Regions from separate parts of the Homo sapiens genome. Here region 1 is linked to region 2. Evidence: chromatin loops called from intact Hi-C (ENCODE). Cell type or tissue: endothelial cell of umbilical vein. All regions are shown on one strand. Links, peaks and the distances in the headings refer to the core of each region. The heading gives the core; the rest is flanking DNA. Region 1 has its middle 20 kb from the start of C1orf216. Region 2 overlaps PSMB2 (proteasome 20S subunit beta 2).

Region 1 (10,471 bases), core at 2,994-7,993, 70 kb after region 2:
CAATCTCGGCTCACTGCAACCTCTGCCTCCCAGGTTCAAGCGATACTTCTGCCTCAGCCTCCTGAGTAGCTGAGATTACAGGTGCATGCCACCAAGCCCGGCTAATTTTTGTATTTTTAGTGGAGACGGGGTTTCACCATGTTGGCCAGGCTGGTCTTGAAATCCTGACCTCAGGTGATCCACCCACCTCAGCCTCCCAATAGTGCTGGGATTACAGGTGTGAGCCACCATGCCTGGCCGATTCGTCTGACTTTTAAAAAACTGTTAAAAGGAGTAATTTATTAAGGTGCTATGAACTAAATATTTGTGTCCCTGCAAAATTCATATGTTGAAGCCTAAATCCCCAATGTGATGGTATTTGGAGGGGAGGACTTTGGGGGGCAATTGGGTCATAAGGATAGACCCTCACAAATGGGATTAGTGCCCTTATAAAAAGAGACATGAGAGAGATGAGAGATGATCATTCTCTGCTCCCTACCACAAGAGAACACAGCAAGAAGGCAGCCATACACAAACCAGGAAGTGGTTTCTTCCCAGACATTGAATCTGCTAATTCCTTGATCTTGGACTTCCCTGCCTCCAGAACTGTGAGAAATAAACGTCTGTTGTTTAAGCCACCCAGTCTATGGGTGGTACATATTTGTTACAGCAGCCCAAACTGACTAAGACACAAAGTAAGCATTTAAATTATACCATACTTAAAACACATTGTTGGCTGGGTGTGGTGGCTCACTCCTGTAATCCTGGCACTTTGGGAGGCAGAGGTGGGTGGATCACCTGAGGTCAGGAGTTCGAGACCAGCCTGGTCAACATGGTGAAACCCCATCTCTACTAAAAATACAAAAATTAGCTGGGCATAGTGGCGCACACCTGTCATCCTAAATACTCGGGAGGCTGAGGCAGGAGAATTGCTGGAACCCAGGAGGTGGAGGTTGCAGTGAGCCAAAATTGTACCGCTGCACTCCAGCCTGGATGACAAAAACAAACAAACAAACAAAAAACATTGTTTTGGCATTACACACTTTTTTTTTGAGACTCTGTCACTAAGGCTGGTGTGCAGTGGCATAATCTTGGCTCATGGTAGCCTAGACCTCCCAGGCTCAAGTTATCCTCCCACCTCAGCCTCTCAAGTAGCAGGCACTATAGGCAAGTGTCACTGGACCTGGTAACACTCTTTTTTTTTTTTTTTTTTGAGATGGAGTCTAGCTCTGTTGCCCAGGCTGGAGTGCAGTGGCGCAATCTCGGCTCTCTGCAACCTCCACCTCCTGGGCTCAAGTGATTCTCCTGCCTTAGCCTCCTGAGTAGCTGGGATTACAGGCGTGTGCCACCACTCCCAGCTAATTTTTAGTAGAAATGGGGTTTCACCATATTGGCCAGGCTGGTCTTGAACTCCTGACCTCAAGCGATCCGCCCACCTCGGCCTCCCAAAGTGCTGGGATTACAGGCATGAGCCACCACACCCAGCCCCGGCAACACTTTTTAAATGTGCTCTGGACCTTCAAATACACAAAGGTGGCCTGGGCTCTGATAGCCTACGAGAGGCCCTAAATGGCTGCCCCTCCTGAAAATGCCCGCCTCAGTGCTTCACTGTAATTGTCATGCTTCTGCTCCCTCCTCTGCCTGTTCTTCTTTTCCCCACCCCGTAAATTAAAGCCTTCCTTTCCTAAGATGCAGCCTCCACTCTCTGGCTCTTCATCTCCCATTATCTTGCCCACCACCCCATGTCCACCAACCTTGCTAGGACAAATAATCTCCAAATTTCTATCTTCCAAAAAGACTTTCCTCCCTAGCCTAGGCATGTATTTCCCAACTGTCTAAAGTTGGTTTTCTGAAAACACTCTTAGGTGGAGACCTGCGGGCAGGAATTGTATTGAGGAATGCTCTTGGGATCAACACAGTGGGGAGGGAAGAAAGGAGGATTGCGCAGATGAAGTAACTGAATGGTCAGAACAAAAGCCCCAAACAACCTGAAATGAGTTTTGGAAACTGAGTGGCCTTCAGACATGCTTCTCCTTAAGCAAAGGGACCCAGCCTTTATACCCCTACTTTGGTCAGTCATTGGATGTTGACTGCCTGGGAAGGCAGTGTGACCTTGGGCCAGGTGGCTCTCTTCTGTTGAGGGCAAAGGCAGAGGGGCACTCAGCTGAGAGCCCTCAGCTACCAACACTCCTAGAAACAGGGCGATGAGTGCCTTATCTCTGAAAGGGGGATGTGGGTGAAGTATCACATCATCTCCTACCAGCCACCTGCTGATCATCTCCACTTGGAAGCCCTCGGGCATCTCAAATTCAACATACCCGAAACTGAACTGAATCTGTTCCTTTTCTGTGTTATTTGATGGTATGACCAATCTGCTAGGCTTGGTAGCTGAGTCAATTATCCTCAACAACTCCTTCTCCTTTACCCTATATCCAACCAAGACTTCATCCCATAGAGGATATTAGGCTTTGTCTAAACTCCCTTGAATTCATCATTCCCATCTCCTCTTTCCCCACCACTGACCTGGCTCGGCCCTCAGCACCTTGTTATGGCATCGTACTTCAATGACCATCCAACAGATTCAGTGGAAAGAGCCTCTTAGCACGGCACAGGCAGAGCAGGTGCTACATGAAAAGTCTGTTGGGATACTGTAAGAGAAAAAAACAAAAAAAAGAGTGTGATACTCAACTGCCTAGGAATTAGTAAAGAAGGAAGGATAACAATTTTAATAACAAATGTTGTTAATTGTAATATATATAACACCACACGGTATGTTTTGTTAATTGTTATATTTATACAATCATGTCTACTTATTAATTTTATATTTATTACATTTGCAAGGATATCTTTGGGAAAATGATTTCACAGTATTTCTCAAGGGCCATGAAGACACTTTGATCTGGGAATTCTGAGAACCTACCCTAAATAAATAGTTTGAAATATGAGAAAAAATATGAACAAAGATGTTCATTCTAACATTATTCATTATACACAGCTTAAATATCTAATAATAGGGAATTAGTTAGATATTTAAGAATGAGTGGTTCAATGGAACATGATGAAACTATTAAAAATAATGGTTTCCATGCTATGTAACAGCATGGAAAATTATTGCAATGTTAAGTCAAAAAGTTAGGATTCATCATGCTTATGCACTATAATTGCAACTACGTAAAAAGTATTATTAGGGAAAACAATGTGAAAGAAGATACACCAGCATGCTAAGAGTTATATTAGAAAAAAAGAAAAGTCATCCCTGGTATCTTCAGCCCCGCTCCCCACATGGTAATTTTTATCATTGGTCTTTCTTTCTCTGATATTGACAACAATGTCTTCTTAGTATGTAAAGCACTCTGGAAGTGCAGCTTCAAGATTCAGTCTTTTCGCCGGGCGCAGTGGCTCACGACTGTAATCCCAGCACTTTGGGAGGCTGAGGCAGGCGGATCATGAGGTCAGGAGATCGAGACCATCCTGGCTAACACGGTAAAACCCTGTCTCTACTAAAAATAAAAAAAATCAGCCAGGCGCAGTGGCAGACACCTGTAGTCCCAGCTACTCGGGAGGCTGAGGCAGGAGAATGGCATAAACCCGGGAGGTGGAGCTTGCAGTGAGCCGAGATCGCACCACTGCACTCCAGCCTGGGCAACAGAACGAGACTCCATCTCAAAAAAAAAAAAAAAAAAAAAAAGATTCAGTCTTTTCGATCAGGTTGCTATCCCAAGCCCCTCTTATGATCAGAGTAATTCCATAACGCTACTTCTCAAACTTGTAATTGGTAGCTTTATAACATAACATATAATATATAATACAATATAATTATGATATAATAAATAACATGCCTTAGTATTTCACTTCTTTTTGTTGCTAAATAATATTCTATTGTACGATTTGCCACATTTTTAAATCTGTTCATCATTTGATGGACATTTGGGTCATTTCCATTTAGGCTACTATAAATATTTCTGCTATGACATTGTGTACAAATTTTTGTGTGACTACTGTATATGTTTTTGATTCTTTGGGGTATATATGTACTTATCAATGGAAATGCTGGGTTGCATGGTAACTCTATGTTTAAACACTTCAGGGATTGCCAGGTTATTTTCCAAAGCAGCTGCACCATTTTACATTCCCACCGGCCAGTTATGAGGGCTCCAATTTCTCCACATCCTCACCAACACTTGTTATTATCTGTTCTTTTGATTATTAACATCCTTGTGGGTGTGAAGGAGTATTTCATTGTGGTTTGATTTGCATTTTCCTGATGGCTAATGATGTTCACCATTGTTCTTTTTTTTTTTTTTTTTTTTTTTTGAGACAGAGTCTCGCTCTCTCACCCAGGCTGGAGAGCAGTGGCACAGTAACAGCTCACTGCAGACTCAAACTCCTGAGCTTGAGCAATCCTCTCACCTCAGCCTCCCAAAGTTAGGATTACAGGCATGAGCCACTGTGCCACTATTATTCATTTTTAACCCAAACCAGTTTTTTTTTAACAAAATAAGATTGAAATGTTCCCATATAAAAGTAATTATTGCATATTATTCTGTATTTGGGGGAAAAAAATCCAAAAGACTTAAAAAAAATTTAAGCCACACCCAAATACCACCATCTAGAGCTAACTACTATAAACATTTCAGGGCATTTCCTTCTAATGTTTTTTTTTTTTTCCTATCCTTTCATGTGACATTTGCAATTTTGTTTCTGGCTTTTTCACTTCATATAATAAAATAGCAATTCCCCAACATTTTCCTGAACATTACTGGATATAACAATTTCCTTAGCCATTCCCTTATGAATGGATGCTTGGTTATGTCCAGCTGTATTTAATATTGTGAATAATGCAGTAACATGGTGCTTTGATATTGCTCTTTAATGTCTGTGTTCCATTTGTCCAATAAGGCTCAGATCTTTGAAGAATCTGTCTTTTCTTCCCTTTCCATCCACCTACATCTTTCCAGGGTGGTGCTCAGTCCAGAGTAGACTCATTTAAGTCCTTATTATGGCCCTATTCTGAGCACTTGATACATAGCAAAGCATTTAATCCTCACAACTTCCCTGTGAGGTAGGTAATATTATTACCATCCCTTTTGTCCAAGGTCATTGGCTAGTAATGATGCAGAGGCAGAATTTGAATCCAGGTAGCCTGGATCCAGAGTCTGAATGCTGAACCATCAGTCATCTTGCTTTCCTGTCATGCTAGTGGTGGAGGGAATTAAAAATGAGACAGCCAGCCATCCCAGCTCTGTGGGTGGATTGGTCTCATGTTCAAAATCTGTCACCTAAGCTTCATCCTTCATTTGAAAATGGATAAGGGAAGTGATATGGTTTGGCTGTGTCCCCACCCAATTCTCATCTTGAATTCCCACATGTTGTGAGAGGGACCCAGTGGGAGGTAACTGAATCCTGGGGGCAGGTCTCTCCTGTGCTGTTCTCATGATAGTGAATAAGTCTTACAAGATCTGATGGTTTTATAAGGGGGAATCTCCCCGCACAAGCTCTCTTTTTGCCTGATGCCATCCATGTAAGATGTGACTTGCTCCTCCTTGCCTTCTGCCATGATTGTGAGGCATCCCCAGCCATGTGGAACTGTAAGTCCATTAAATGTCTTTCTTTTGTAAAGTACCCAGTCTCCATATGTCTTTATCAGCAGTGCCAAAAGAAACTAATACAGGAAGTGATAAAGTCAGAAAAGCTGGGGAGTACAGGGAAAGTGATTCAGCTTCAACCCACAAGATTGGAGCTTCCAACTGTCCCCAGCCTTGCACAGTCCTCTTTCCCCGCACAGCACCAGAGAGTTCTTTCTCAAATGCAAATCTGATCCTGTCACTTTCCTGCAAGGCTCTCTGTCGCACTCAGGATAAAATCCCCAAACCCATAACTGGCATGCAAGGTCATCTCTTGCCCCGTGTCTCTACTCCTGGCCTGACTTCTCTCTGCCTCAGTTCTTTCAGGTCCTGCAAACCCCACCGCTCTGTTTCATCCCTGTACCTGTTGTATCTTGGCCTGGAGAGCTTTTCCCTACCTCGCCCCTGCTCATTGTCCTTTGGCCCTGCTCACTCTAAGTCTCTGTTTAAACACTCCTGTCTTCCGCCGGGCGCGGTGGCTCACGCTTGTAATCCCAGCACTTTGGGAGGCCAAGGCGGGCAGATCACGATGTCAGGAGATTGAGACCACGGTGAAACCCCGTCTCTACTAAAAATACAAAAAATTAGCCGGGCATGGTGGCAGGCGCCTGCAGTCCCAACTACTCGGAGAGTCTGAGGCAGGAGAATGGCGTGAACCCGGGAGGCGGAGCTTGCAGTAAGCCGAGATCGTGCCACTGCACTCCAGCCTGGGTGACAAAGCGAGACTCTGTCTCAAAAAAACAAAAACAAAAACGAACAAACAAACAAAAAAAAAACAAAAAGTACACTCCTGTCTTCTATCTAGAAAGTCTTCTTCAAAGCCCTTAATTGGATCGTGTTCCCTGGTTAAACACATACCTTTCTCTTGACATGAATTACATTTTGTAATTGCTTTTCTTAAAAAAAAAAATTTTTTTTTTATTATGGAAAAATTCAAACATAAGAAAAAAAAGAAGAGTATTCTAATCACCCAACTTCAACAATTATCAACCCACAGCCAATCTGGTTTCACCTAACCCCCCATCTACTTCCCTCCTCCTGTCTTATTTTTAAACAATAAAACAGATCGTTTTATTTAATCTGTAAATGTTTTATTTAGCAAGTTTCTCTAAAAGATAAGCACTTTTAAAATCATAGTTACAATATCATTATCATGCTTTTAAAAGGCCAATTATGCTTGTTTTTTTCTTTTTCAACTTTTTATTTTGAAAAATTTAAAACTTACAGAAAAGTTGCAAACTATCTGAGACTAAGTCGCATATGTTATGATCTTTTATCCTTAAACATTTCCACATATATTTCCCCAAAACAAGGAAATTCTTTGATATAACCAAAATATAGTGAGCACATTCAGGAAATTTAAGGTTGATACAATAAAAGATCTACAATAAAATCCATATTCAAACTTTGCCATATGTCCCAATGATGTCCTTTACAACAGGGGTCCCCAACACCTGGGCCACGGACTGTATAGGTTAGTGACCTTTTAGGAACCAAGCTGCACAGCATCTCCACCTCCTGTTGGATCAGCAGCAGCATTAGATTCTCATAGAGGTGCAAATTCTATTGTGAGCTGCGCGTGTGAGGGATCTAGGTTGTGTGCTCCTTATGAGAAAGTAATGCCTGATCTTGAGGTAGAACAGTTCCTTCCAAAACCAAAAATTCCTCCCCCAGTCCGTTGAAAAACTGTCTTCTACAAATACAGTCCCTGATGCCAAAAAGGTTGGGAACCACAGTTTTCGCAGAAATTTTTTCTTTTTTTGAGACAGGGTCTCACTCTGTCATCCAGGCTGGAGTGCAGTGGTGTGATCATAGCTCACTGTAGCCTCGACCTCCCAGGCTCAAGTGATCCTTCCAGCTCAGCCTTCCGGGTAGCTGGGACTACAGGCACATGCTACCACATCCAGCTAATTTTTTTTAAAAATTATTATTTTTTTGTTTTGTAGATACAGAGTCTTCCTATGTTGCCAGGGCTGGTCTCAAACTCCTGGGCTCAAACGATCATACTGCCTTGGTCTCCCAAAGTGCTGGGATTACAGGTATGAGCCACCGCGCCCAGCTCTTTACAGAAATTTTTTTCCAATCCTCCAGTATCCAATCCAGAATCATGCATTGCATTTAGTTGTCCTGTCTCTCTCTCTCTCTCTCTCTCTCTCTCTCTTTTGGAGACAGGATCTCACTCTGTCACCTGGACTAAAGTGCTAGGCTTAAGTGATCCTCCACCTCAGCCTCCCAAGTAGCTGGGACTACAGATGCAGGCAACTGACCTGGATAATTATTTTTATTTTTGTAGAGACAAGGTCTTGCCATGTTGCCCAGGCTGGTTTTGAACCCCTGGCTTCAAGTGATCCTCCTGCCTCGGCCTCTCGAAGTGCTGGGATTACAGGCGTGAGCTACCACACCCAGCCTCCTGTCTCTTTAGTGCCCTTTAATCTGGAACAGTTCATTCCTCTTTCATGGCATTGATATTTCTGAAGAGCACCTGCCAGCTGTTTTGTAGGCCAACCCTGAATTTAGGCTTGCCTGATGGTTTCCTCCTGGTTCTGCATTCCTCAGGTTCCACATCATGGGCAGGAGTGGTACCTAGGGGAGTCCTAAAGGCTGCATCGGGAGGCAGATGTCCATTGCTTCATCATGATGAAGCTGATTGCTTAAGGTGCCCTATAATTGCTTTTTAAATTTCAAATGATCTGGGGCTTTTTTTCTGCTAGACTGTGAGCTTGATGAGGGCAGAAGTCATGTCTGTTATCTCCATCTTTGTATCCCTCAAGCATAGCAAATTTAAACTGGAAAATCGAACCTGCAAATGCATGTGCCGGCTAATGCCTCTCCCTTTATTCAGCCTCACAGCAGCCCCGGGAAGGACTAATTGAGATCTCAGATGGGGGAAAGGAGGCTCAGAAAGGGGCAGGCTCCATAACAGCGCTATTTTCCCAAACTTTTCCTGCCTGGGCTGTTTCCTCCCTTCTAAGACTCTCCCTTTGGATGGCACCTGGGAAAAACCTCCTCGCCACCACCCCCTCCCCCGACTCCCCCCCCCACCCCCCGAAGTAATGGTTTCAAGGGAAACAGAAATTCCAGAAAGAAGGAAAGCAAAGCGCATTAGCTGTCCAGAGCCTAGGGGCTGGGGGAGACGGGGGAGGCCCTATTTGCATTTTTCCCATTAACAAGCTGGAGTTGAGCTAGCTTGCCTGGGGAGATCATCTGAGAGGAAAATCTTTGCATATTTTATTTAAAAGCACGCTGCATTAGGCGGGTAATAATGCAGAGTGTGGCGATTAGGTGAGGCCTGCAGGGGGCGGGGGTGGGGTCCTTTCCCTCCCTTACCTCTAACTAACCCACCCTGGAAACCCCTCAATCCTGAGAACCAGCCTCCCTAAAGGAACAGCCCTTTGGCCTCAGAGGCAGGTTGAGACTCCAGCCTCTGTAATTCCACTCTTTCTTGCTAAGAGAGCCGGAGAGATAGGAGGAACTGCCCTGGGCAGGAAGAAGGACAGAAGGGGGTGGGACAATAGAACAAGGACCAGTGTCCAAAGCTGGACTCTAGCCCTGTGGTTCTAAGTGATGGGGGTGGCCATGTGGGGAAGTGTAGGGAGATACTACCCCTATAGGGGGCTTTTAAACATGTGAAAGAGATGTTTTGGTGTTCTCAATAATTGGGTAGGCAGTGCTATTATTAGTACTTCCTGTCTAGGGGACAGGGATGCTAACTGGGACCTTCCATTGCCCAGGACAAGCTCACTCAAAGAATTATCCAAATGCCAAAGGCACTCCCATTGGGCTAACCCTTCCTGTACAAGTGCAGGCGTGCATACACACACACACGCACACATACACACACACGCACAAATCAGACTTTCCTTTAAGCCCTGCCATTCTGTGTTACTACGGACTTAACAGAGTCCTGGATGGTCAAATAGTTGAATAAACAGGGTCCCTGCTTCATCACAAGCTGTTGAGTTTGTGCAATTCATTTATCCTCTCTGAGTCTCTATTTCCCAATTTATAAAATAGACATATCAGCTGAGTATGGTGGTGCATGGCTGTAATTCCAGCATTTTTGGAGGTCCAGGCAGATGGACTGCTTGAGCCCAGGAGTTCAAGACCTGCCTGGGCAACATGGCAAAACCTCATCTCTACAGAAAAATACAAAAATTAGCTGGGCATGGTGGGGCACTCCTGCGGTCCCAGCTACTCGGGAGGCTGAGGTGGGAGGATCACTTGAGCCCAAGAGATTGGTCCCAGGCTGAGGTGGGAGGATTGCTTGAGCCCAGGAGGTTGAGTCTGCAGTGAGCTGTGATGGTGCCACTGCACTCCAGCCTAGGTGACAGTGAGACTCTGTCTAAAAAAATAAATAAAAAAAATAAAATGAAATAAAATAGACATGTCAATGCCTACCTCTCAGGATAGCCTCTAGAGAACAATGGGATAATAGAGGGAAAGGGGTTTATAAACCATAAAACTAGAGCACATGGCTGGGCGCAGTGGCTCACGCCTGTAATCCCAGTATTTTGGGAGCTGACGCGGGCAGATCACTTGAGGCCAGGAGTTTGAGACCAGCCTGGCCAACATGGCAAAATCCCATCTCTACTAAAAATACAAAAATTAGCAGGGTGTGGTAGTACGTGCCTGTAATCCCAGCTACTCAGCAGGCTGAGGCAGGAGAATCGCTTGAACCCGGGAGGTGGAGGTTGCACTCCAGCCTGGGTGACAGAGCGAGACTCCGTCCCAAAAAAAAACCAAAAAACAAAACAAACAAACAAAAAAAACTGGCGCACACACAGGGGATGTTATTAGAATGGGGAGCAGAGCCTTAGGCTACTGGTTTAGTAAGGGGCTCCTGAAGGTAGCTGTCCTCTGTGAGAGGT
Region 2 (10,471 bases), core at 3,377-8,376:
TTTCCGCATCACCAAAAGTAAGCTGGCTCTGTCTGTCAAGATGCCCAGGCTGTGTGGCAGCAGTGTCAAAGGCTGCCTCTTGCTCCAAGGCACTGCCATCTGCAGCAGCACAACATTTTGTCTCCGGAAAATAAACACATCTGCCTTTGCCAGTGTCCTCCCACTGTGCTGCCCATCTGGAGCAGGTGAGCTGAAGGCAAGCCTCGGCATGGGTGAGACGGGGGCAAGTAGAGAAGATGAGGCCTCAAGGGAGATGGCACATGGAGGAAGAAGGCAGTGCTGCGTCATGTCACATCCTGCTAACCACGTTTGCCAAAAATCATGTGAAATTACCCTTGTTAGTGATATTTCAATCACATGTAACAAATGGTTGGTAGTGTATAAGGGACAAGACTTGCAAAGTCAGGGTTTCACCTGGGCCATCTGTTCACAGGACCTCACTGATACCAATAAACAGATGATGCCTTTGTGCCAGCCACCTAAGGCATGAGAAGAATAATTCTCATGGTCAGAATAGAAGGCTCAAAGCAACAGGTTTCTTCTAGGACAGGAGCATGCTATACATGCCTACTACTAACCAGACCAAACAGCCTTGAATTAAGGCCAGAGTGTGGGGATAAGCTTTGGTCACTGCTGGAAATGACTAAGACCTGAAATCCTTTCCTACATATTCTTTCCCATTCCCTAAAAAAATAAATAAATAAATAAAAATTCAAGTCTGGTTGTGGTCTTGACATAAGATTTTTAAATCATGCTATTTGGGGGCTGGAACAAACCCTAAAAACCATCCAATCAAATGCTTGCTTTCTCCCAAGGTTTTCAACTAACTCACAGCAGAGCTAGTATTAACCCTCCTATTGCAGGGCTCTTTGGTGGTAAGGGAACAGTGATGGCACCTTTTCAAATAAAACTTTACCTAGAATTCCTATCTATCAAATAGATAAAAGCTGAGTTGAGCTATATGAAGCAGAGCTAAAGTGCTGAACACTTGGCTGGGTGCAGTGGCTCATGCCTGTAATCCCAGTACTTTGGGAGGCTGAGGTGGGCAGATCACTTGAGGTCAGGAGTTGGAGACCAGCCTGGCCAACATGGTGAAACCCCGTCTCTATGAAAAATACAAAAATTAGCCAGGCATGGTGATGCATGCCTGTAATCCCAGCTACTCAGGAGGCTGATGCAGGAGAATTGCTCAAACCCAGGAGGCAGAGGTTGCAGTGAGCCGAGATTACACCACTGCATTCCAGACTGGGTGAGAGAGCAAGACTCTGTCTCAAAAAAAACAAAAACAAAAACAAAAAAACGCCAGGCACGGTGGCTCACGCCTGTAATCCCAGCACTTTGGGAGGCCGAGGCGGGTGGATCACGAGGTCAGGAGATCGAGACCATCCTGGCTAACACGATGAAACCCCGTCTCTACTAAAAATACACAAATTAGCCAGGCATGGTGGTGCACGCCTGTAGTCCCAGCTATTCGGGAGGCTGAGGAAGAAGAATCACTTGAAACTGGAAGGTGGAGGTTGCAGTGTGCTGAGATCATGCCACTGCACTCCAGCCTGGGTGACAGAGCGAAACTCCACCTCAAAAAAAAAAAAGCATTGCACACTGGTCTTCCTTGGTGAGTATCCTGAAGCAGCTTCACAGAATAAAGTTTGAAAACCACTACATCAGGCTGGATATCTTTTCAACTTATTATTTCTACTGTTTACTTGCTAAGCATTTACAAATAAATAGGTAAAAAGATAAATTACCAAAGGCTCATGAAACACTTCGGAAAAAGTTCTAATGAAAACTCTTTGGCCAGTGTGGCAGTGAAACCCGACGATTACACATCATGGAGGCCAGCATCCTACTCTAAGCCTTGCCACAAAATTTCACGTTCCCAAGGACACCAGATTTGCCTGGTTTATACCTGTCTCTCTATCTGTTAAATGGAGATAATTTTAGGGCATTCAGATGGGCTACATCAAATATGCCACATAATTCATTTTAAGTAAGAAATAGGCTGGGCATGGTGGCTCATGCCTGTAATCCTAGCACTTTGGGAGGCCAAGGCGGGTGGACCACGAGGTCAAGAGATCGAGACCATCCTGGTCAACATGGTGAAACCCCGTCTCTACTAAAAATACAAAAAAGTAGCCAGGCATGGTGACGGGCGCCTGTAGTCCCAGCTACTCAGGAGGCTGAGGCAGGAGAATGGCATGAACCCGGGAGGTGGAGCTTGCAGTGAGCCGAGATCGTGCCCCTGCACTCCAGCCTGGGTGACACAGTGAGACTCCGTCTCAAAAAAAAAAAAGAAAAGAAATAGCCCCATAACTCATCATCCTCTGACATTAGTCAAACTGTAAGGAGAATTTGAGAAAGGAAGCCTTTTTTTTAGACAGAGTCTTGCTCTGTCACCCAGGCTGGAGTGCAGTGGCATGATCTCAGCTCACTGCAACCTCCACCTTCTGGGTTCAAGCTATTCTCCTGCGTCAGCCTCCTGAGTAACTGGGATTACAGGTGTGTGCCACCACATCTGGCTAATTTTTTGTATTTTTAGTAGAGATGGGGTTTCACCATGTTGGCCAGGCTGGTCTTGAACTCCTGGGCTCAACTGATCTGTCCATCTTGGCCTCCCAAAGTGCTAGGATTACCGGCATGAGCCACTGTGCCTGGCCGAAGAAAGCAAGCCTTGAGCATAGTATAAGCCCTTTTTCTGCTCTTTGGGGTCTAACCAACAAGAAGAGACCATCTTAAATGTATACAAGCATTTAAATAAACAACTAAACTGAAGGCTTCTGAATTTTTTCCCCATCTGTCTTTTTTCGTCTTCTGATGATTTCATGCCTTTAATTCCTATACAAATTAACATCCATTTATTAAGAATACTTCTTCCGGTATTCCATTCATTAAGAATTCCCTTCCAGTGTATAAATGCATAATTAATATTCTCAGCAGAATATATAGACCTAGCTGGATGACACTTTTTCAGCAAACACTTATTGAAAACCTACAATGGACATATATTCAAACTTATCTATATAATACTATGTGCAATTTCGACATTTTAACAAAACTGAACATTTCATGTTTCCCTAAATGCACAAATACACTTGTACATTAGTCCACTAATTAATAAAGAAGACACCATGAAAGAGTTTGATATTTGAAGCTGGAATCTTAACCTTTAACATAGTATATATGTGCTTTGGAAACATATCTAAGAGAAATACTTAACATCCTTGTAAGTAAAATGGGGATAACACACATCTTATGGTGTCATAATAAGGATACTTAATAACAGATACATATGTAAGTATTTAGAATAGCACTGTCCAAGAGAACTTCTATGATGATGGATATGTTCCAGATCTGTGATGTCTAATACAATAGTTGTGGCTATTGGGTACCTGAAATGTGGCTGTGACTGAGGAACAGAATTTTTTTTTTTAAGAACAAAAGTTGATTTAGCATTCAGGCAAAGTCTACCAGGAGATTTTCCACCAGAAACTGAATTTTAAGTTTTATTTAATTTTAATTAACTTAAATTTAAATAGCCCCATGTGGCTAGTTGGCTACCATACTGGACTGTGTAGATCTAGAAAAATCCTAGCACATAATATATGTTCAATGTTATTTTACTTCTATTTTCCCTATCAATACCAGCATGGTGGCTTGGCGCCTGTAGTTCCAGCTATTTGGGAGGCTGAAGTGGGAGTATTGTTTGAGCCCGGGAGGTTGAGGCTGCAGTGAGCTGTGACTGTGCCACCTCTTAGGTGACAGAGCGAGACCCTATCTCAAAAAAAAAAAAAAAAAAAAAAAAGCACAACAAATGATCCCTCACGAAAAACTAACTTATAGCCATTAAATTGCTTCTTTGACCAAACAGCAATCGCAGCATAAAAACACAAGTGGGCTGGGCATGGTGGCTCATGCCTGTAATCCTAGCACTTTGGGAAGCAGAAGCGGGAGGATTGCTTGAGCCCAGGAGTTCGGGACCAGCCTGGCAACATGGAGAAACCCCATCTCTACAAAAAATTAGCCAGGCATAGTGGTATGCACCTACAGTCCCAGCTGCCAGGGAGGCTGAGGTGGAAGGATCATCTGGGCCTGAAAGGTCAAGGGGCTGCAGAGAGCTGTGGTCATACCACTGCACTCCAGCCTAGATGACAGAGTGAGATCCTGTCTCAAAAAAAAAGTAAGAGCTTTGCATTATTACCTTATTTAATCTTCATAATAACTTTTTGAAATTGGTAAGTAGGGAAATTAAGCTTAGAATTTGTCCAAAGACATCCAGCTAGTAAGTCAGTAAGCAAATATTCAAACCCAGGTAGTCCAATTCCAGAGACTATGCTCTTAACCACAATGCTAAATTGCCTACATTTTAATGAACCAGTTTATGTAAGATTCATTATATACTCAGTGGTAGTAAATGTCCTCCCAACCAAACCACCACACATACACAGAGCAAATTAGAAATCAAACAATTTGAGCTACAGACACAGAAGTTATACATGGTAACTGGCTGACCCAAAATGAGTCACATCTGCCAACTGGTGTGACCATATAAATATACTAAATTTGGTGACTTTGCACTTATTAGGAACACTGACAAACTATCATCTCTCTTCCCAGAATAAGACGACTAAAATATAAATTCATATTTTAGAACTAAGAATCTATTTTGATAAGGAGATGGGGGAGCAGAGATTGGACCTACTGGAAAAGCTCAGGCAGAGGTAGTCAATATTTACCAGAGCCCCATGTCACTGTCTACAAGGGATATTTGTTAAGACATCAAACATTTCTGCTAGGAGAAGATTAAACCAGATTCACTGCATTTGCATGAAGCACACTGCCATTCTTATCTCAATTCCAAAAAGGAGCTTAATTCACTTAATGTCTGTGATATTTATGACACAGTATTTATTGTGCCCAAAGCTGGAATTCTTACTCCGGTTCTGCCTGATAAGTCAGAGGAACATCGTACATGGCAAGTCATAAAATGCTGAACACCACAGGAACTTCTGGGTGACAGAAAAACTAATATCTGACCCATTTTCCTTTCTCAAGGAGGAGTGAAGAAAAGACCACTTGGTGACAATGACTTTCTTGGAAGAAAAAAAAAAAAAAAAAAATATATATATATATATATATATATATATATATATATTTTTTTTTTTTTTTTTAAAGAAAAGACTACTGATCTTTCACCCAGGACAAAACAATGTATGTAAATTTGCCTCCTCCTCTCAATCCTACATGTCTCTAGCTTCTCTTCAAACTTCATGATCCCTCAGATTGTACAAGCCCTTGGTCAAAGCTAGCACTGAGAGGTACTATTTATTGAGAAATTATCAGTCAAAGATTATTAGGCACTAGAAAATAAACTGCTTTATAGATCTGTAGTAAGTAACTTTAAAAAAAGTAACTTGTTATTTTAAGCAAGTACAGATGAAAACTCAAACCATAATAAAAATATGAATAGCATCAGTGTTCTAGAAACACTACTGAAGAACCAAAGGCAGAATAGTCAAATAATTATGGCACCATTATTTTAGCTTTGTCTGACCTGCTGTGTGACCTGGAGCTAGTCCCTTTGACACTTTATGCCTTTCACTTCATCTCAGTGATAGAGACTATCTTTCTCAGTGGAATAGTGAGTAGATTAAATTATTAAGCAAAATGCTTTGGGCAAAAGTCACATGAATGTTAAATATTATGATTTACAAGCATTCATTTTCCTGGCACCCCTGTGGGGTTAGGAAGTTATCTCCATTTCATAGATAAGTAAACAGGCACAGGGGGTGAGATCACGTGGTAAGGCTCTATTTATTTAGTCCCTGTGGGAAGGGAATAACACACACCTTTAGCAACCATATGAACTTTCCTAGCACATCCTACACAATCTTTAATGCATTCAATCCTTAACTTAGTGTTGCATCTTTTAACATGCTGTCGATGAAATGGAGACAGCTCTAGAATAGCAACAAGGCTAGAATAAGTAAGGAGGAACAATGCTGTATGCTTTGGGAAAAAGTCATAGAAAAACACAGGTAAGTACGCCAGGTACAGTGAGTGGCTCATTCCTATAATCCCAGCACCCTGAAAGGCCAAGGCCAGCAGATTGCTTGAGTCCAGGAGTTCAAGACCAGCCTGGGCCACATGGTGAAATCCTGCCTCCACTAAAAATACAAAAAATTAGCCAGATGTGGTGGTGCACACCTGTAGTCCCAGCTACTTGGGAGGCTGAGGTGGGAGAATCACCTGAACCCGGGAAGTTGAGGCTTCAGTAAGCTGAGATCACACCACTACACTCCAGCCTGGGCAACTGGAGTGAGACCCCGTCTCAAAAAAAAAAAGAAAAAAGAAAAAGAAAAAAAGAGAAACACAGATAAGCAATCTCGAGATAAAAATCCACATTACCGGCCAGGTGCGGTGGCTCGCGCCTGTAATCCCAGCACTTTGGGAGGCCAAGGCGGGCAGATCACCTGAGATCAGGAGTTCGAGACCAGCCTGACACCTGACCAACATGGAGAAACCCCGTGTCTGCTAAAAATACAAAATTAGCTGGGCGTGGTGGTGCATGCCTGTAATCCCAGCTACTTGGGAAATGGAGGCAGGAGAATCACTTGAACCCAGGAGGCAGAGGTTCCAGTAAGCCAAGATTGCACCATTGCACTCTAGTTTGGGCAACAAGAGTGAAACTCCATCTCAAAAAAATAAAAATAAAAATAATCTGAATTATTATTTTCAAAGTTCTACTTTCACTAACACATAGAGACTTTCAGTCACAGGTATTAAGTAATATGGTTTGTTACAAAAACACTTTGAAAAAACTAAACGTACTCTTACTATATGATCCAGCAATCACACTCCTTGGTATTTACGCAAAAAAAAACTTATGTTCAAACAAAAACCTGCACATGGATGTATACATTAGCTTTATTCATATTGCCAAAACTTGGAAGCAACCAAGATGTCCTTCAGTAGGTGAATGGATAAATAACCTGTAGTATATCTAGACAATGGAGTATTTTTCAATGTTAAAAAGAAATGAGCTATCAAGCCATGAAAAGACATAGGGTAACCTTAAACGTGTATTACCAAATAAAAGAAGCCAATCTGAAAAGGCTGCATAATCCATGATTCCAACTATATGACATGATGGGAAAGGCAAAACCATGGAGAAAGTAAAAAGATGAGTGGTTGTCAGGAGTTGTGGGGATGGAGAAGGATGAATAAGTAGAGTACAAAGGATTTTTAGGGCAGTGAAAATACTCTGTATCCTGTAATGGTAGATACATGTCATTATACATTTGTCCAAACCCATAACATCCACAACAGCAAAAGTAAACCCTAATGTAAACTATGGACCTGGGTGATTACTGTCAATATAGGCTCATCATTTGTGACAATGTATCACCCTGGTGGAAGATGCTGATAATGGGGAATGCTATACATGTGGGTGAGGAGGAATGTGGGAAATCTTTATACTTCTTCTCAATTTTGCTGTGAACCTAACACTGCTCTAAAAAATAGTTTTTAGGGGGAAAAAAAAAGGGTAAGTTGTCACAGGCCTTCATATTGGTGTGTCCCAACCAATTCTCTGGGAATGAATATTTGCCCTTTGGGCTGTACCTATTAATAACAACTGTGCACAAAGACATTGGACTTAAGAATGAACAAGTAGCAACAGGAGGGGTTCTGGAAGGCCAAAAAAGGGCAAAAATACTACTCATGTATAATGAGAATATAAAAGAAGCACAAAGGATTTTTCTGCTCTATCTAACAATGTCTGATATATTACTTACCCGACTCCGAAGACAGTCAGCCAGGTTTCGGCGTGTGAAGTTAGCTGCTGCCGTGGGAGACAATTCATATCCTGGTAGAAGAGATAAAGAGTCATACTTAAAGTAAAGCAGAAGGAATAACAGTGCCCCAAATTATTCACTACCCCTGTTCCTAAAGCCCACCATCTTTTGTACACTCAGAGTAAACAAAGCATAGACTGAGGGGTACAATCCTACTCTAGTCCCTTTCCTCATGCAACAGCTATGAAATAGCTGGTTAGTACTGACAGCAATTCTTGGCCACAAACAGAACCAGTTCTATAGTGGAATGAAACTTCTAGCAGCCTTGCTTAAACTATTCATTCATCAACACACTGTGGTTTCTGCCGTAGAAGGAAAGGAACACGAATACACAAGAAGTGAAAAAAAAAGAAAGGCGTCTTAGATGCCAATCTTTTAAAAGTTTATTTTAAAAAGGATATTGGGGGCCAGTCACAGTGGCTCATGCCTGTAATCCTAGAGCTTTGGGAAGCCAAGGTGGGAAGATCGCTTGAGCCCAGGAGTTTGAGACTAGCCTGGGCAACATAGTGAGACCCCCATCTCTAAAAAAAATTTTTTTTTAAATTTCTAGGCATGGTGGTACATGCCTGTAATCCCAGCTACTTAGGAGGCTGAGTGGAGAGGATCAATTGACCCCAGAAGTTCAAGTGAGTTATGACTGTGCCACTGCACTACAGCATGGGTGACAGAGCAAGACCCTGTCTCTAAAAAAACGAAAACAGGAACAAAAAGGATATTGGGAAAAGAGAGGCTAGAAGTTAGGACTACCTCAGAGTCATAGTTTATTAAAAAAATATTTTAAATGTTACTTTATTAAGAAGTATAATATGACTTTCAAAAGTATAAGCCACAGAAAAAGAACATTTCCATCATTCTGCAGTATTTTTAAAAATAGAGTATCTCAAGTGTTAAAACTTCAAAAATAAAAGTTGTCATACCAACAAAGGTACAACCCAGAGGAATAGCATCAGGTGTGCATGTAATAACGCATTCACTTTGGAGCTTAATCCCCCTGTAGAATGGGACCAGTGCCAAAAGGCACAAGAATGATCCATAACTCAGTGGGCCCACACAGAAAATGTCAGTATGGAAAGACACACAGCAGTGTGGTTAAGTAATTGCTTACAACATTTCAAATACCACTGTCAAATTAGGAGAGATTCAGATTCAAATCCTAACAAATATTTATTGAGCAGCAACTATGTTTCAGGGTCTATGCTGAGTGTTTTCACATGTATTATTGTACTTTATCCTCACAAGTCTATTAGTGCATATTAAATCATAATGAAAGCAATCCTTGGCCAGGTGCAGTGGCTCATGCCTGTAATCACAGCACTTTGGGAAGCGGAGGCAGGCAGATCACTCGAGCCCAGGAGTTTAAGACCATTCTGGGCAACATGATGAAACCCCGTCTCTACTAAAAATATAAAAATTAGCCAGGGGTGGTGGTGCACACCTGTTTTCCCAGGTAGTTGGGAGGCTGAGGTGGAAGGATCACCTGAGCCTGGGAATTCGAGGCTGCAATGAGCCATGATTGTGCCACTGCACTCCAGCCCAGGCGACAGGAGTGAGACCCTGTCTCAACAACAACAACAAAAATAATAATAATAATTTAAAAAAAGAGGCCAGGCACAGTGGCTCACACCTGTAATCCCAGAACACTTTGGGAGGCCCAGGTGGGTGGATCACCTGGGGACAGGAGTTTAAGACCAGCCTGGCCACCATAGCGAAACTCTGTCTCTACTTAAAATACAAAAAATTAGCCAGGCATGGCGGTGCATGCCTATAATCCCAACTACTCAGGAGGCTGAGGCACGAGAATCACTTGCACCCAGGAGCTGGAAGTTGCAGTGGGCTGAGACTGCACCACTGCACTCCAATCTGAGCAACAGAACGAGACCCTGACTCAAAAAAGAAAAAAAAAAAAAAAGAAGGAACCTAGACAAGTGGGAATACTATTCAATTCTTTACTTAACCCCCTAAACACCACTGAAGATCTGACCATTATCCTAAAGGCAGAAAAGTCATGCCTGATTATCTGCATATAGATTTTCTCTTTCTTTCCCTTATTTTAGCTCAGTTCTTTAACTTATATAAGAATTACTATATAGAGTTACATACACAAAACTGTACTTGGCAGGTAATTTAAGGGTCTTTAAGGGCAATTTTAACCAAACACAGTTTTTGTCTGTGCACTGACTTTAGACCCTAAAACCCAGTAACAAACAACTCTTGCTACTCTTGTTCACTCTTCTCCCTCTCTCAGGACAGCCAGTGAAGTCATACAGTACCTACTGGACTTCAGAAGCATTACTGACATACTTCATTTGTTATGCAGGCAAAAAGTGGAACCACTGGAAAAAAAAGCAGAATTCTTGAAATATTCTAAACCTGCATAAACCTAAGTACCATGTACTTTATGTTCCTGAATGTCAGGACTAAGCCTTATTCATCTTTGAATTCTCTTAAGTATTAAGCAGAATGCTTACCATAGAAGAGGCCCTCAAAAGTATTTATGGAATTGAATACAAATGCTAAATCCACTGCCCAAACTATGTGAATAGATCTTTGGTCATTTTACACATGCAAGTATATTCAAATTAACTTCCTTCATAGCTCCATATTATACCAGTGCAGTG

What was found. Peaks named below come from ENCODE experiments on the same cell type or tissue, not always from the same donor. Only the 100,000 strongest peaks of a DNase experiment are listed, where the experiment ranks them.
Region 1: a loop joins it to region 2, with 3 times the contacts of the local background. A loop is called at or near these places in 1 of 110 quality-filtered maps.

What each region holds. Positions count from the first base shown.
Region 1 is chr1:35,693,832-35,704,302 of GRCh38, forward strand. No RefSeq gene overlaps it. Among named protein-coding and RNA genes, the nearest start is that of C1orf216, 20 kb to the right of the region's middle. In endothelial cell of umbilical vein, for the core only: no CTCF peak of the experiment used is centred there; a DNase peak (open chromatin) is centred at 5,670; H3K27me3 peaks cover 2,950 bases.
Region 2 is chr1:35,623,481-35,633,951 of GRCh38, forward strand. PSMB2 (proteasome 20S subunit beta 2) reads right to left here. Exons shown (of 6, transcript NM_002794.5): 3 at 7,794-7,864. Among named protein-coding and RNA genes, the nearest start is that of PSMB2, 13 kb to the right of the region's middle. RefSeq lists a silencer at 7,734-7,934. In endothelial cell of umbilical vein, for the core only: no CTCF peak of the experiment used is centred there; no DNase peak of the experiment used is centred there.